4 separate regions of the Homo sapiens genome follow, and all the other regions are linked to region 4. A link is a contact called in ENCODE Hi-C or POLR2A ChIA-PET data. All regions are on one chromosome and are shown on one strand. Each heading gives the region's core, a stretch centred on a gene start or an enhancer-like site at or near the end of the contact. The rest is flanking DNA. Distances are from core to core; before and after follow the strand shown.

What was found. A loop is a pair of places that touch in the nucleus more often than their neighbours do. ChIA-PET counts read pairs that join two places held with the same protein, here RNA polymerase II (POLR2A). Pooled maps may share reads with other maps.
Region 1: a loop to region 4 is called in a pooled map, with 2.1 times the contacts of the local background. The contact joins the promoter of CT47C1 here to the promoter of LONRF3 in region 4. A Hi-C loop is called at or near these places in 6 of 50 pooled maps. POLR2A ChIA-PET finds 5 or more read pairs at or near these places in 3 of 52 experiments (HEK293, Panc1 and T-cell).
Region 2: a loop to region 4 is called in a map of gastrocnemius medialis, with 4 times the contacts of the local background. The contact joins the enhancer-like site here to the promoter of LONRF3 in region 4. A Hi-C loop is called at or near these places in 7 of 168 maps with a recorded cell type or tissue (PC-3, PC-9, gastrocnemius medialis and 2 more) and 10 of 50 pooled maps. POLR2A ChIA-PET finds 5 or more read pairs at or near these places in 5 of 52 experiments (BJ, HEK293T, T-cell and 2 more).
Region 3: a pooled map shows a loop between it and region 4 (5-fold over the local background). The contact joins the enhancer-like site here to the promoter of LONRF3 in region 4. A Hi-C loop is called at or near these places in 2 of 50 pooled maps. POLR2A ChIA-PET finds 5 or more read pairs at or near these places in 4 of 52 experiments (HEK293T, HepG2, activated T-cell and 1 more).

What each region holds. Positions count from the first base shown.
Region 1 is chrX:119,071,312-119,074,374 of GRCh38, forward strand. It overlaps CT47C1 (cancer/testis antigen family 47 member C1), which reads left to right and starts at 1,682. Exons shown (of 3, transcript NM_001396132.1): 1 at 1,682-2,767. The coding sequence starts at 1,915.
Region 2 is chrX:118,870,291-118,873,665 of GRCh38, forward strand. The region is part of intron 6 of LINC01285 (long intergenic non-protein coding RNA 1285); the gene reads left to right. Among named protein-coding and RNA genes, the nearest start is that of LINC01285, 32 kb to the left of the region's middle. Within about 2 kb of position 2,126, at least 11 of the 41 ENCODE cell types and tissues checked have a DNase peak (open chromatin) inside an H3K27ac peak, as active enhancers do; they include PC-3 and gastrocnemius medialis, where a contact is called at or near this core.
Region 3 is chrX:119,040,080-119,043,387 of GRCh38, forward strand. No RefSeq gene overlaps it. Among named protein-coding and RNA genes, the nearest start is that of CT47C1, 31 kb to the right of the region's middle. RefSeq lists an enhancer at 551-1,750. Within about 2 kb of position 1,277, at least 7 of the 41 ENCODE cell types and tissues checked have a DNase peak (open chromatin) inside an H3K27ac peak, as active enhancers do.
Region 4 is chrX:118,972,613-118,975,940 of GRCh38, forward strand. LONRF3 (LON peptidase N-terminal domain and ring finger 3) reads left to right here and starts at 2,006. Exons shown (of 11, transcript NM_001031855.3): 1 at 2,006-2,985. The coding sequence starts at 2,169.

The sequences.
Region 1 (3,063 bases), core at 432-2,931, 98 kb after region 4:
TTGTGCCAACTACCTGGCTTGGCAAAGATCAGATGTCATGGGTGGGATAGCTGGAGATAAAGGAAAGGTAGCAACTACACACCAGAGATAAGGGAATGTGACATCCTGGATGGGTCTACATCTGCAGACAACAGGCTCAGGCAGATAACCAAGGCTATGGAGATTGTTCCACGGACTTCTGGCTCACATACTTGCCATGAAGAGAGCCCCAATGCGGGAGCTAGGAGGACACTCTCCCTCAGTTTCACTTCAGGTAGTTTCACTTCACTTATTGAAAGCACATCTGCTCAGCTTTTTCCTTTCTCTTCTGTTTGCTGGTGCTAACTAGTTTCCCCTCCCAGGGACTTGAAAACAACTGGTAAGATAGCTTACTGCCACTGCAACAGAACCATCTCCTCCAGGATCTGCCTCACTCCTTGACAACAACTTGCTCCATAACAAGCCCAGTGCCCAGTTCTATCTCCCTGCAGAAAGAAGCAGCTACTGCTGTGTACTTTTTGCCCTAGAGACTACAAGATTGACAGCAGTCATCACATTGTGTTTCACACTCACTGATAAGTGGACAAGGCAACTAAAGAGGAAATGATTTAGTATAAACTGGAGTCTCTGCAAATATAGGAACGTTGACACTCTATGCAGCTGGGAAAGCTCAGCTTCCAGAGGTCTTAGCTAACCTCCACCCCAAAGAGGGGCACAGGAACGATGGGGGAAGAGGCACTAGGATGTAAACCATGAGCAGTCTGTCATCTTTGGATTTCATCAGTCAAACAAGCAAGAGGTACAAATGACAGTTGTAAGGAGGCATGGCATTGGTACATGTAACGCACTCAATAAATTTGGTAAATGAATAAATAAATGGTTTAATGAATAAGGTTGATCATTTTAGGTAGGAGGTGAAGAAGATCAGAGGGCACTGACCAGGCAAATACAGAAAATAATGGTGGTACAGGCTGGGCGCAGTGGCTCACGCCTGTAATCCCAGCACTTTGGGAGGCCGAGGCGGGCGGATCACGAGGTCAGGAGATTGAGACCAACCTGGCTAACACAGTGAAACCCCATCTCTACTAAAAATACAAAAAAATTAGCCGGGCATGGTGGCGGGCGCCTGTAGTCCCAGCTACTCAAGAGGCTGAGGCAGGAGAATGGTGTGAACCCGGGAGGTGGAGCTTGCAATGAGCCGAGATCATGCCACTGCACTCCAGCCTGGGCGACAAAGTGAGACTCTGTCTCAAAAAAAACAAAATGGTGGTACAAAGAGGAGTATGTGTCCTATGGAAGGCAGGAAACCTACTTAGTGATAGTAATTACATAATAGTCTTGATATTGCTTCTGGACCTTGCAGAACCTAAAATGTTTCGTCTCTGCCCTTTACAGAAGAAGTTTCCCCAATCCAGGGTGCCTCCACATTGGATCACTATAGTGCTGCTAATAATCGTAAAATTAAAAGGACAGGACTTGTGTGGACCTAAAGGCTAGCCCTGGACACTAAGGCCTCAAAGAAAAGATAGAGTTCTGGATTCTGAGTTGTCCTAGAGCTTAAGGGCCTTGATATTCATTGGATGCAGAGCATGTCAATCTGATGTTTTCAGCAAATGAGCTTAGAGCTCACTGAGAGCCCCTCCTTGACCCTTCCTGTCCCGCCCCCTGTCACTTACCAACCCGAATCTTTCCCGCCTTGTCTAAGTCCTCTCAGGCCAACCTCAGCGGGAGGCTCCTGGGATCGGCTCCCTGCCCTTCCCACCTTAGGGTGTCCTCAGAGACAGACTTTTATTCCCTCAGTAAGGAGACAGACTCTTATTCTCTCAGCAGCCCAGCCCCTCACCTCCCCTCAGCCACAGCCACATCAGTGGCCACCGTCTTCACCGTTGTCACCTCAGCCTAGTCGCCACTCCAGTTGAGGCACTGACTGGCGTCATGTCTGCCACAGGGGATCAAGACCTGATCCAAGAGGACCAGGAGGCTCCAGTGAACCAGGAGGGAGCGCAGGCCGAGGCCGTAGGTGACCGGGAGGGCGGTGACTCTGGCCCCGACAGTGGCAACACTGTGGCCGGAGTCGCAGGGCCCATGAGAGGCCTCGGGGAGGAGGAGGGTGAGCAGGCGGCAGGCTTGGCCGCAGCCCCCGGGGGTGGGAACGCCGAGGAAGACTCAGAGATCAGGATAGTAGTGGAGATGGTGGAGGAGGAGGAGGATGAGGAGGAGGAAGAGGAGGAGGAGGAGGAAGAGAGGAACGAGGCGGACAACTTCGACTTGGTCGCGGCCGCCCGTCGCTACCCCATAAGAGGCTTTCGCATGGAGTTTCTGGACATGGTCCACTCCCTTCTCCTCCGCATCTATCACAACGACCACATCCTGATCAGGATGCGTGGCGGCCGCCTGATGCGGAGGCGCCGCACTGCGGCGCCCAGTGGCTCAGAAGAGCCCCGGCTGTTGCTGGTGCATGAGAGGCTGGGCGTGGGGGCCGCGGGTCCTGAGGGCGAGGGCCTGGGCCTGCTCCAGGAGGCCGCGTTGGTCCCAGAGCCTGAGGTGCCAGCAGACCTGGCCGAGATGGCCAGGGAGCCTGCAGAAGAGCCCGCAGAGGAGGCCTCAGAGAAGCCCACAGAGGAGGCCGCAGAAGAGCCCGCAGAGGAGGCCTCAGAGAAGCCCACAGAGGAGGCCGCAGAGGAGGAGCTCGCAGAGGAGGCCGCAGAGGAACCGGCCAAAGAGGAACCGGCTGCAGAGGAGGAGTCCGCAGAGGAACCGGCCACAGAGGAGGCTGCTGCCCCTGAGGGTGAGGAACAGGCTATCTGCAGTGGCGGGGAGACAGGGACCCGTGCACCCAAGGGTTCCAGGCAGGGCCGCGGTGTGCGCACAGCTGGTGAAGCAGGTGGTGAAGTGGGGGTCGGGCCTCGGGTGGTGAAGTGGGGGTCAGGGCCCTCCTGAAACTTAAGGCCAAATGTGTACCAATGAGTCGAAGCCCAATTCTCTAACGACATCTATGATTTTTGAGAAAACATGCCGCCCTCTACCAACCTGTGTTTGATAGAAGATCTGAGATCATCAATGCCATTTGGGGGGCCCACAGAT
Region 2 (3,375 bases), core at 876-3,375, 100 kb before region 4:
CCTTCCAGGTTCAAGCAACCCTCCCACCTCAACCTCCTGAGTAGCTGGTACTACAGGTGTGCGCCACCACACCTGGCTAATTTTTGTGTTTTTACTAGAGATGGGGTTTCCCCATGTTGACCAGGCTGGTCTTGAACTCCTGAACTCAAGTGACCCATCCACCTCAGCCTCCCAAAGTGTTGGGATTACAGGTGTGAGCCATGGTGCCTGGCCTCTACTTTATATTTCTCTTTATGCTTATAATTTTTTATTTTTTTAATTGATAAATGATAATTCTATATATTTATGGGGTACAGTGTGATGTTTTGTTTGATGCATGAATATATTGTGAAATGATCAAATCATGGTAATTAGCATACTCATCACCTCAAACATGTATCATTTTTGGGGGTTGAGAGAGGATTTAGAATCCTCTCTTCTAGTTATTTTGAAAAATCTTAATTTTATAAAATAACCACTTATTACTTTTGTAATCAGAAAAAAAAAAATAGCTCTTCCCAGATATTCTTGCCACACAGAGATGCACTGACTTCTGGGGAAAGTGTCCTGGGATGAGGTTAGGGCCAAGGGTCTTGAGGCAGGAAATAATACAAAATAGTTCTGTCACCCAGGCTAGAGTGCAGTGGTGCGATCTCAGCTCACTGCAACCTCTGCCTCCCAGGTTCAAGCAATTCTCCTGCCTCAGCCTTCCAAGTAGCTGGGATTACAGACGTATGCCACCACACCAGGCTAATTTTTTGTATTTTTTGTAGAGACTGGGTTTCACCGTGTTAGCCAGGATGGTCTCAATTTCCTGACCTCGTGATCCACCTGGCCTCGGCCTCGCAAAGTGCTGGGATTACAGGAGTGAGCCACCACGGCCAGCCTGTTTATTTTTTATTTTTTATTTTTTTGAGACAGAGTCTCACTCTGTCGCCCAGGCTGGAGTGCAGTGACACGATCTCGGCTCACTGCAACTTGTACCTCCTGGTTCAAGCGATCCTCCCACCTCAGCCTCCTGAGTAGCTGGGATTACAGGCATGCGCCATCACACCCAGCTAATTTTTGTAGTTTTAGTAGAGACGGGATTTCGCCATGTTGGCCAGGATGGTCTTGAACTCCTGACCTCAGGCGATCCGTCCGCCTCCGCCTCCCGAAGTGCTGGGATTATAGGCGTGAGCCACTGTGCCTGACACAAAATAGTTTTCTTGTGCTCAGCTTCCCCTTCTCTGTGAATAGTCCAGTTTTTTCCTAAGAACATTACCTCCCAACTACAGACTAGAAACTTGGCTGCCTCGGTTTGGACCCTTGCTTCTGAGCAAGTAGAATCTTGCTGAAGAAGGGAATGGCATGTGGGGCAGTGACAAAGGGCAGGAACTACCTGCTTTCTGAATTTCCTACTAAATTTCCTACTTAAAGCCCTGCATTTCACACTATCCCCCTCATAGCTGTGGGTTATGCATCAGGAGTTCTGATTTGGTGCCTCTTGTTTACTTCTCTGCCACCTCTGCCTCCAGACCCAGGGTCAGGGAGCCTCCTTTTGGCTCTGGCTGGGCAGCCACCTTGGTTAGTCCAGAAGGACTCGTGGCTCCCAGAGGGTCATCATAGCTTGGTACTGTTCCATCGTATGTCAGCTACTCCACCTTCCACCTGATCACAACCAGTCTTTTCCCAAACTTGGATCTTTTGAGGAAAGATGAGACAAGAAAATGTAGCAGACTCCATGTGAACCCTTCTCTAGACCTAGGAAAACTTATTCAATACTCCTCCTTACTAAGAGCTAATCAGTATATGAAATAAAGACACTCAGGAAGTTTGCCTGAAGGTTAACTCAGAGACCTGGGAGTGAAACCTAGCTCTCCTGCTTCCTAGGCCCCTCTGTGCCATCTATTTTTAGCCAAGCTGCCCTGAGCCTTGTCCATCTTGTCTGAAAGCCAAAGTAGGCACACAGTTTGCTCATAAACATTCCTGTGCTTGCCAGCTCATGCTAGCCAACCATTTAGATGTTGGTTTTAAAACTGCGAGCCTTCCCTTGTACCTACCTCCTAAGGCCTGCAAAGAATACACACCAAGGGATCAATAGCCTGAGTTTTTCCCGAAGCCAAGTGACCTCAGTCAAATGCCCTCAATTGAGAGGCGTGTCTATTACTCGTTCATCTTGGCACAGGGTGCAGCAAATGACTCCCTCTCAGAGCCACTGTTCCTGGTCACAGTTCTTTGAGTGTGCTGACCTACTTTCTCCCCTTCACAGGAAAAACAGAAACCAATAAATGTCTCCAGTGAGTAATCTTGCTTTCAGGAGCACTGACTCTGTGTTTTGGCCTCTTGTCCTTTCCCTGCTCCATTATCACTCTGCTATAACCATAAGAAAATGGTTCATGACTGAACTAGAACTCTGTTTGTTGTTTACTGTCCCCATTCTGTAGCTGGGTTTTCAGAGCAACTATGGCCCACATATCACAGGGATGGGGGCAGAGCCCTCCCTACCTTTCCTTTCCCTACTACAATTCATTGCTAAATAGCATAATGTGGACTAAAGTTGCTTCTGCACAAGAATGTTGGGAATCAACAGAGTATCTCTGGTTTTGGCCACACATGCTATGCGACTGGTAGCATTATGGACTGAGAGGCATTCAGCTTGAGACTCCTGACTTAACTTACTATATACCTTTGGAGTGGGCCTCTAAGAAGAGTCAGGTGGCTCAATTCGGTTGCCTTGACAAGCAGAACCTCTTTACTGAGCGTGTACAGGTGACTCTCAAATACCCACACTGAGATTCTCTGTGGCTAATGGATTATTTTAGGCTGTCCTTACCCTTCACAGTCTTCATGCTATTGCCCACTCCCTCCAGCCATCATCTGGAAGCAACTTGGAAATATATGCTCATTTTAATGTCAGTCTGAGAAAAGTTAACTAGAGGAATAAATCTACTGGGGTTCAGAGGCAAGGTGTTGATAGGACATATAATGTATTCCAGAGTGCCTTTTGGATTATCTACCGGTTTTTAATAACCTGGCATGTCTGTTCTTCATGACCATGGATAACTGAGTATATCTTATTTTGCTCCCCTATCCCTGGGCACTGTGTCTCCTTTCTTCCTCACTTGTCCTTGTGTGTACAACAGATTATAACCAGCTTGCCTTCTAGAATCCTGTCAAATTTCATTTATATCGAATGTGCTGGCCAGGTGTGGTAGCTCACCCCTGTAATCCCAGCATTTTGGAAGGCCGAGGTAGGAGGATCACTTGAGCCCAGGAGTTAGAGACCAGCCCGGGCAGCATAGCGAGACCTCATCTCTACCAAAAAAAAAAAAAAATTAAAATAGCCAGGCATGATGGCACATGCCTGTAGTCCCAGCTACTTGGGAAGCTCAGGCGGGAGGACTGCTTGAGCCT
Region 3 (3,308 bases), core at 27-2,526, 67 kb after region 4:
GCCCACTCACCCAGGAGGAAGCAAGTAGGTCTTTATAAAGGCCCGAGGCTGCATCACTCTTCCCTATTATCAGGAGGGCCTTCACCTGGGGTGAGAGACAAGGCGTGTGCATGTTGTGCCTATGTTTTCAGGATGGGAAGTGGTGGGGAAGTGCATTAAAGAATGAAAAAAACAAAACCTAAGAAAACAGAAAGCTTAACAGAAACATGTTGTTCCTATGTTTTCAGGATGGGAAGCGGTGGGGGAATGCATTAAAGAAGGAAAAAAAACCCACAAAACCTGAGAAAACAGAAAGCTTAAGGTTTGAGTTAGAAGTCTGGCACTACCCAGACTAGACGATCCCTGCTGCTCCTGCTAATCTGGTAAGAGTGGGCAGGCCTCTTTTTGATGGGGGAGAAGGGTCGGCGGGGAGGCCTATTGTTATTCCCCTATAACCGGCTGGACTTGGGAGTAAAGCGATATGTGGACAAGAAAACAGGAAGACCAGGATGGGCATGCTGGCAGTTACAAAAAACCTAGGCTTGGGAACCTGAAGGTTTGCCAACATTAGGAAGGCTGAGCTATCCGAGAGACACATTCCTTTCAGTCCTCATTCTTCCCTATCCTGCAACCTATTCCAACCACTGTAAGTTCCCATTATGCCTACAAGTGGCAGATAAAAAACTGGTACTTAATACAGAGACTGCTGGAAATGAATACCCACCATTAGGCTCTTTTATCTCAGCAACACCTCTGCAAACCGGATGCAAATAGATTAATCAACCCAGTTTCATTTAATGTGGGAATTGCAGAGCATCATACAAGGCAACTGTTTTCTTTTGCATCTGCTGAAGAGCACGAGGGTTGATTTAGAAAAAAATTGTTTCCAGCCTGGGTCACACATTGAAGGAGAGAGAGATGGATTCTCTTTTCTCAGCATCCTGTGGGAGGAAAGCCTGTCGCCTGATCCACATCAGTCCTATCATAGGGGTCAGGGTCCCCATTCTCACCAATCATGCAAATGCCAAAAGACCAGTCTGGGATGCTGCCCAACTTCTTGACCCTGAAAATTGCTTTCTTGTCAACATCATTGCTGTCTCAGAACGCACCTCTGACCTCCCCAATCCCCAAACAGCACACCCAGGTGGCTTATTCGTTACCTTTGATCACATTTGTCTGAGAGAAGGTAGGAGTGCAGGACTGAAGAATGTGTAACTCTGGGGGAGTAGTGGTGAGAGAGGTCAGTTGGGGATAACAACCAGAGCTACAGCACTCATGCGTTGGCTCTAATACTGAAGTCCAGGGTCATTTCCAGCTTGCTGAGTGACCTTCAGTCCTCTATGAGTCACAGCTGCAGCTGAGTCATAGGCAGTGGGAGACAAGCTATGTTTTCCGCTTCTAGGCCTTCTTCCTCATCCCCTCCCATACTCTTCCCAGCTGATTGAGGAAGGAGCTGTGTCTTCTATTATTATTATGACATTTGATGGCTTCGGAGTCATACAGATTTGTCATTTACCACCTGTAGATTACATCCTCTGTCTGAGGTTTAATTTCCTCATCTACAATGAGGAGATAAAATGGTGCTTTATAATATGTCACAGGATTATCGTGAAGTTTAAAGAAGATAAATCATGTAAAAAATGTCTCAAAGTCCCTGTCACACAGTAAGTGCTCGAAGAGTGTGAATCATTATTAAATTACTCCCCCAAATCATTTTGGAAGTTAAATTAGTTGATGAAATCTAATCTTGGAGTCACTGCTATATAGAGGTAAATAGAAGGTTATCTCCACTGTAAATCACTAAATTGGCCATGTGTGTTTAAAATCCATTTATTATGAGTTTGATTAGTGATAATTATCTCCCCAGAACCTCATCACCCTGGAAGAGGAGGCAGTGATCTAATCTAATTTCTGCATCCTAAAAGCTGAGGATCAACCCTCAGCACATGTTGACCCAATCGAAGGCCACATATCCCAAAAAGCTAGGCATGAAACAACACATGGGCTTCTCTCTGAGCTTCCCTAATGCTTGGTAAGGAGTGTATAAATGCATTAACTACCTTCTACCATGAATGTAGTGACTATCTTCTATTAACTACCTTGTTAGACTTCTGTTAGGGTCTATCCCAGGGTTCTCTGTGTTCATACTAACGGAATGATTTGTGCAGCCCATATAGAAGATGATGTCATTGTTCATCACTGTCAGTATAACTTGACCTTTGACCACTTGGGTGCTCCCTGGGTTCTTCTGCACACTTGACCTTTTAGGCATCCCTTGGATGCCCTAACATCATACTCAGCTCTCAATGGAACTGACCAGCTCTCAAATTGAAGGCTATTTTGCGAGGTTCGTTCTCTGGAAACAGCACATTAATCAATATATTCTTTTTTTAGACAGAGTCTCGCTCTATCGCCAAGGGTGGAGTGCAGTGGCACAATCTTGGCTCACTCCAACCTCTGCCTCCCAGGTTGAAGCGATTCTCCTGCCTCAGTCTCTGGAGTAGCTGGGACTACCAGCGCATACCACCATGCCTGGCTAATTTTTGTATTTTTAGTAGAGATGGGGTTTCACCATATTGATCAGACTGGTCTTGAACTCCTGACCTCATGATCCACCCGCCTCGGCCTCCCAAAGTGCTGGGATTACAGGCGTGAGCCACTGTGCCTGGCCTAGTCAAGATGTTTTCTAACAAATTTCTTTATGTTTAATTTGTTTTTTTTGTTTTTCCCTCAAAAGAAAGGAAACTCTGGAAGTGAGCTTCTATGAAATGTTACTAAGTCTTTCCATGACAGATACAGAGATCTAATTTCAGGGCAGTGAGTGCTTTTAATATCCCCCCCAAATCAGTGAAGACCAATTCACCACATAACTTTTCAATCTCAGATTGTAGTCATAGGAAATAGAAAGGCTTCCAGCCTCCAGAGGAAACTTTTTTCCCCCAGAAACAAAGCTTCAGTAATGGCACACACACACAAAACCAAAGGCAAGATCTGTGCGGATATTTTAATTGTTCTAGACACAGTCATCAAAGAACTATCATGTGGGCACCCCTGAAGCACCCCCATGTGTTCCAAATGCAAAGAGTAGAGTCACTTAAATGTTGACAATAAGGTGTGGCCTTGACAGCCTCATTGGGCATACTAATGACATACAGCCTGTGCCAACCTTCTCCAACAGGTTATTCCAGGGTTCCTGTTGTACTTTACCCCTCACAACAGACTACTGCTATGGGGAGAAATGTGCTGCAGTGCTGGTGAGGAGCCTGTATTTTCCTCTGATAACCTCATGGACATTTAATCCAATAATTTATGGGAAAACATTTCTGTTT
Region 4 (3,328 bases), core at 756-3,255:
AAATCTAGCTCAGGTCTGACCCCGACTAAATGGACAATCTTCCATTGATTTCCCATCCCCTCAACCCCGGTTCAAGCCACCATCCACAGCATTTGGACTAGTCATTTGTACTTAAGTAACTGAGTTAGTATCATGAAATTTGGTCTTAGGATCAAAGCCACTCAAGGTTAGAGCTGGAGGGAACCTTGGAGATTAAGAGAAACTAAGGTTTGGAGAACCTACCTAAGGTTTCATAGCAAATATGTGACAAATCCAAGGCTTCAAGCCAAGTTTTCCAATGTGTCCCTCGTGCTTTCCTGACTACATCTGGAGTTTCTCTATTTCTTCTTCTCCTTCTCCTTCTTCTTCATTTTTTTTTTTTTTCGTGTGTGTGTCTTTTTTCCCCTATGTGATGCTTCCTTTCTGCCCTGTGACCCTCTCCCTCTGTCCTGTCTTATTAGAAAGAGGCTCTAGAGCTGGCTGCATAGTACCTGTTCTCTGGGACCTTGGTGTTGATCTAAGACTGGTTTAACTACCTAAAGAGAAGCAGAGACCCGAGGGGGCCTGCCATAACCCAACTCTGAAACATGACTTAATCCCAAGTAAGATCAGCTCTAACATTTGTTCAGAAGCAAAAATGATGGATTCTAAAGTTTGACTTCCCCAAGGTCATCTGGCTAAGAGGTGGCTGCAGCAGGGGGCAACAATAGGTCTTCAGGCCCCTGGGGCGGCAACCTGGCACTGCCCAAGAGCCCGCAGGCTCTGAAGGCCAACTGAGCCAGCGGCAAGCCTAGTCCCTGCCTCCCTGCTTGGAGCAGTGCGACTATACCGTTTTCTGTCTGCTCATTTGTGAGCTTGGTTCCCGTCCTAAATGTGGGGGTTCAAGGCAGACAAAGAGTGTGCAGTTGGCCACCCCGCTCGCCTTCAGGAAGTGTGTAGGACACCGTCGAGGCCCCCTAGCCATTGTAAACCAGGCGCTGAGGCTCGTGCCCAGTTGTACCCTTCCCGCGCAGCGCTCAGGAGCGACAAACCTGGAGGCTATTCGGTCTGCCACTGGGCTGTGCCGGGATTCGCGGACTTTCTCCTGAATAGCGCTCTCAGCTCGCGTCTTCCCCCTGCCACTCTCCCACGCCCCCAGAGTACCCACCGACCCCAGCAGGCCGGGTACATCCCTGCCGCGCCCATCCGGCCAGTGGCTCCAGGGGCCGGCCTGGTGTGTCTCCAGCTGGGCGCCTACCGCCTGCCCCAGCGCTAGTTCTGGCGTTGGGGGTAGAGAGGTAAAGAGGGGAGTTAGCGGGGCATCTCCCTCCCAGGGCTGAGCCGGCAAGCGCATCTTCTCCGCGAGTTCCTCACTGTCCAGCGAGCGCTGCCCAACTTCTGCGCCGGTGGGACCCGCTGCTCTGAGTCACTCTTGGCACAGAACACCAAGCACCCTCAGAAACCGAATTCACCACCTTTGGGAGGCTCCTGGGAGAAGGCAAGGAACCCAGGCGGGGCTCCCAGGGCTCTCGGGCTGGGACTGGGTTGTGTGTGTGTGGGGGGGCTTCACGGATACCCCTCCCAACCTGCTTCCTTTCCCTGACAGCAGCCATCTCCCCCAAGAGGGAGAGTCTTAGGCGTCCCGGAAGACCCTGCGGACTGTGCACCTCGAGGTACCAGCCTCTCCTGGGAGGAGTGGGGGGCCGCTGGTCAGCGGCTGGCAGAGGGGACCTGTTTGCTGGCCCGTTTGGAGGTGGGATGGAGTGGGGTTTGGAGACTGAGAAGCCCAAGAGAAGACACTGAGTTTCTCCCCACCCCACAACCCCACTTCCGAAAAAGAACCAGGTGGTGAGGAGGAATAAGGCGAAGTGTAAACACAAACAACCTCAAAAAGAAGCCAAGAAAAGCGAAGCCCAAAGAAGCAAGAGCAACACTGTTACAAAACTGTCTGGTTTTGTAACAATTTCCCCGCCGCCGGCCAATGAACAGCGTGGCGGCACGTCACGTGGTACCGTTTTATATAACACTTTGCTGAGACAAGACAGTTATTAGGCGGCGCGGGGCGGCCGGCATGGAGCTCCCGGAGGCGCGGCAGGGTCAGGAGCTCGGTGGCATGGCGGCGGTGGCTGCCCCGATTTCCTCCAGCTGCCACTCCTTGCTTCGTGTCCCCGGTCCCTAGACGCCTCGTCTCCTCCCGTGTCCCTCTTCCCATGGAGTCAGTACGGATCGAACAGATGCTGAGCTTGCCCGCTGAGGTCAGCAGCGACAACTTGGAGTCGGCGGAGCGAGGGGCATCAGCGGCCCAAGTAGACATGGGCCCCCACCCAAAGGTGGCTGCAGAGGGCCCCGCACCTCTACCGACGCGGGAGCCAGAGCAAGAGCAGTCTCCGGGGACCTCAACGCCGGAGAGCAAAGTCCTGCTCACGCAGGCAGACGCCTTGGCGTCCCGGGGGCGAATCCGTGAAGCCCTCGAGGTGTATAGACAGCTCTCCGAGCGGCAGCAGCTGGTGGCTGAGCAGCTGGAGCAGCTGGTGCGCTGCCTGGCGGAGAAAGTCCCGCAAGGCGAGGCGCTGGCGCCGGCGCCCCCGGACGAGGGTAGCACTGCAAGCGGCACCGTGGCGGCGGAAGAGACGGGGGCCGCCGCGGCTGCGGCGGCCACCGAGGTGTGGGACGGCTTTAAGTGCCGGAAATGTCATGGGTTTCTATCAGACCCCGTGTCCTTGTCGTGTGGCCACACCTTTTGTAAACTGTGCCTGGAACGTGGGCGGGCCGCCGACCGGCGCTGTGCGCTGTGCGGGGTCAAGCTCTCCGCCTTGATGGTGGCCACTGGGCGGGCGCGTGGAGCCCGGCGGGCTGGGCAGCAGCCGCCGCCGCCGCTGCGAGTCAACGTGGTGCTCAGCGGCCTCCTCGGCAAGTTGTTTCCAGGCCCAGCGCGAGCGTCGCAACTCCGGCACGAGGGCAACCGACTGTACCGCGAGCGCCAGGTGGAGGCGGCACTGCTCAAGTACAACGAGGCAGTTAAGTTGGGTGAGTCCAACGCGCTGCCGGGCCGGGGCTGGGGCTCGGTGGCTACATGAGGGAGCGGGAGAACAAACCCCGCAGCGAGAAGGGATTTGGACCAGGGCAGAAGAGGGGGCGGGGGACCCATGGACTGTGGCGGGGTGGGGGAGGGGTGATTCTGGGGCTGGGTCTCTGAGTTTGTTCTGTTTTCACTGCTTATCTGTGTTTCACTGTGTTTGTGTTGATCTCGGTTGCTTTTTGTCTTTTCCTGCTACTTCTGTTAGCTTTTGTGTTCCTGTCTCTCAGTCCCCGTTCCTGTCTGTGTCTCCTTGCTTCTGGTTCTTTTTCTCCGTCTCTTCGTATCTTTGTC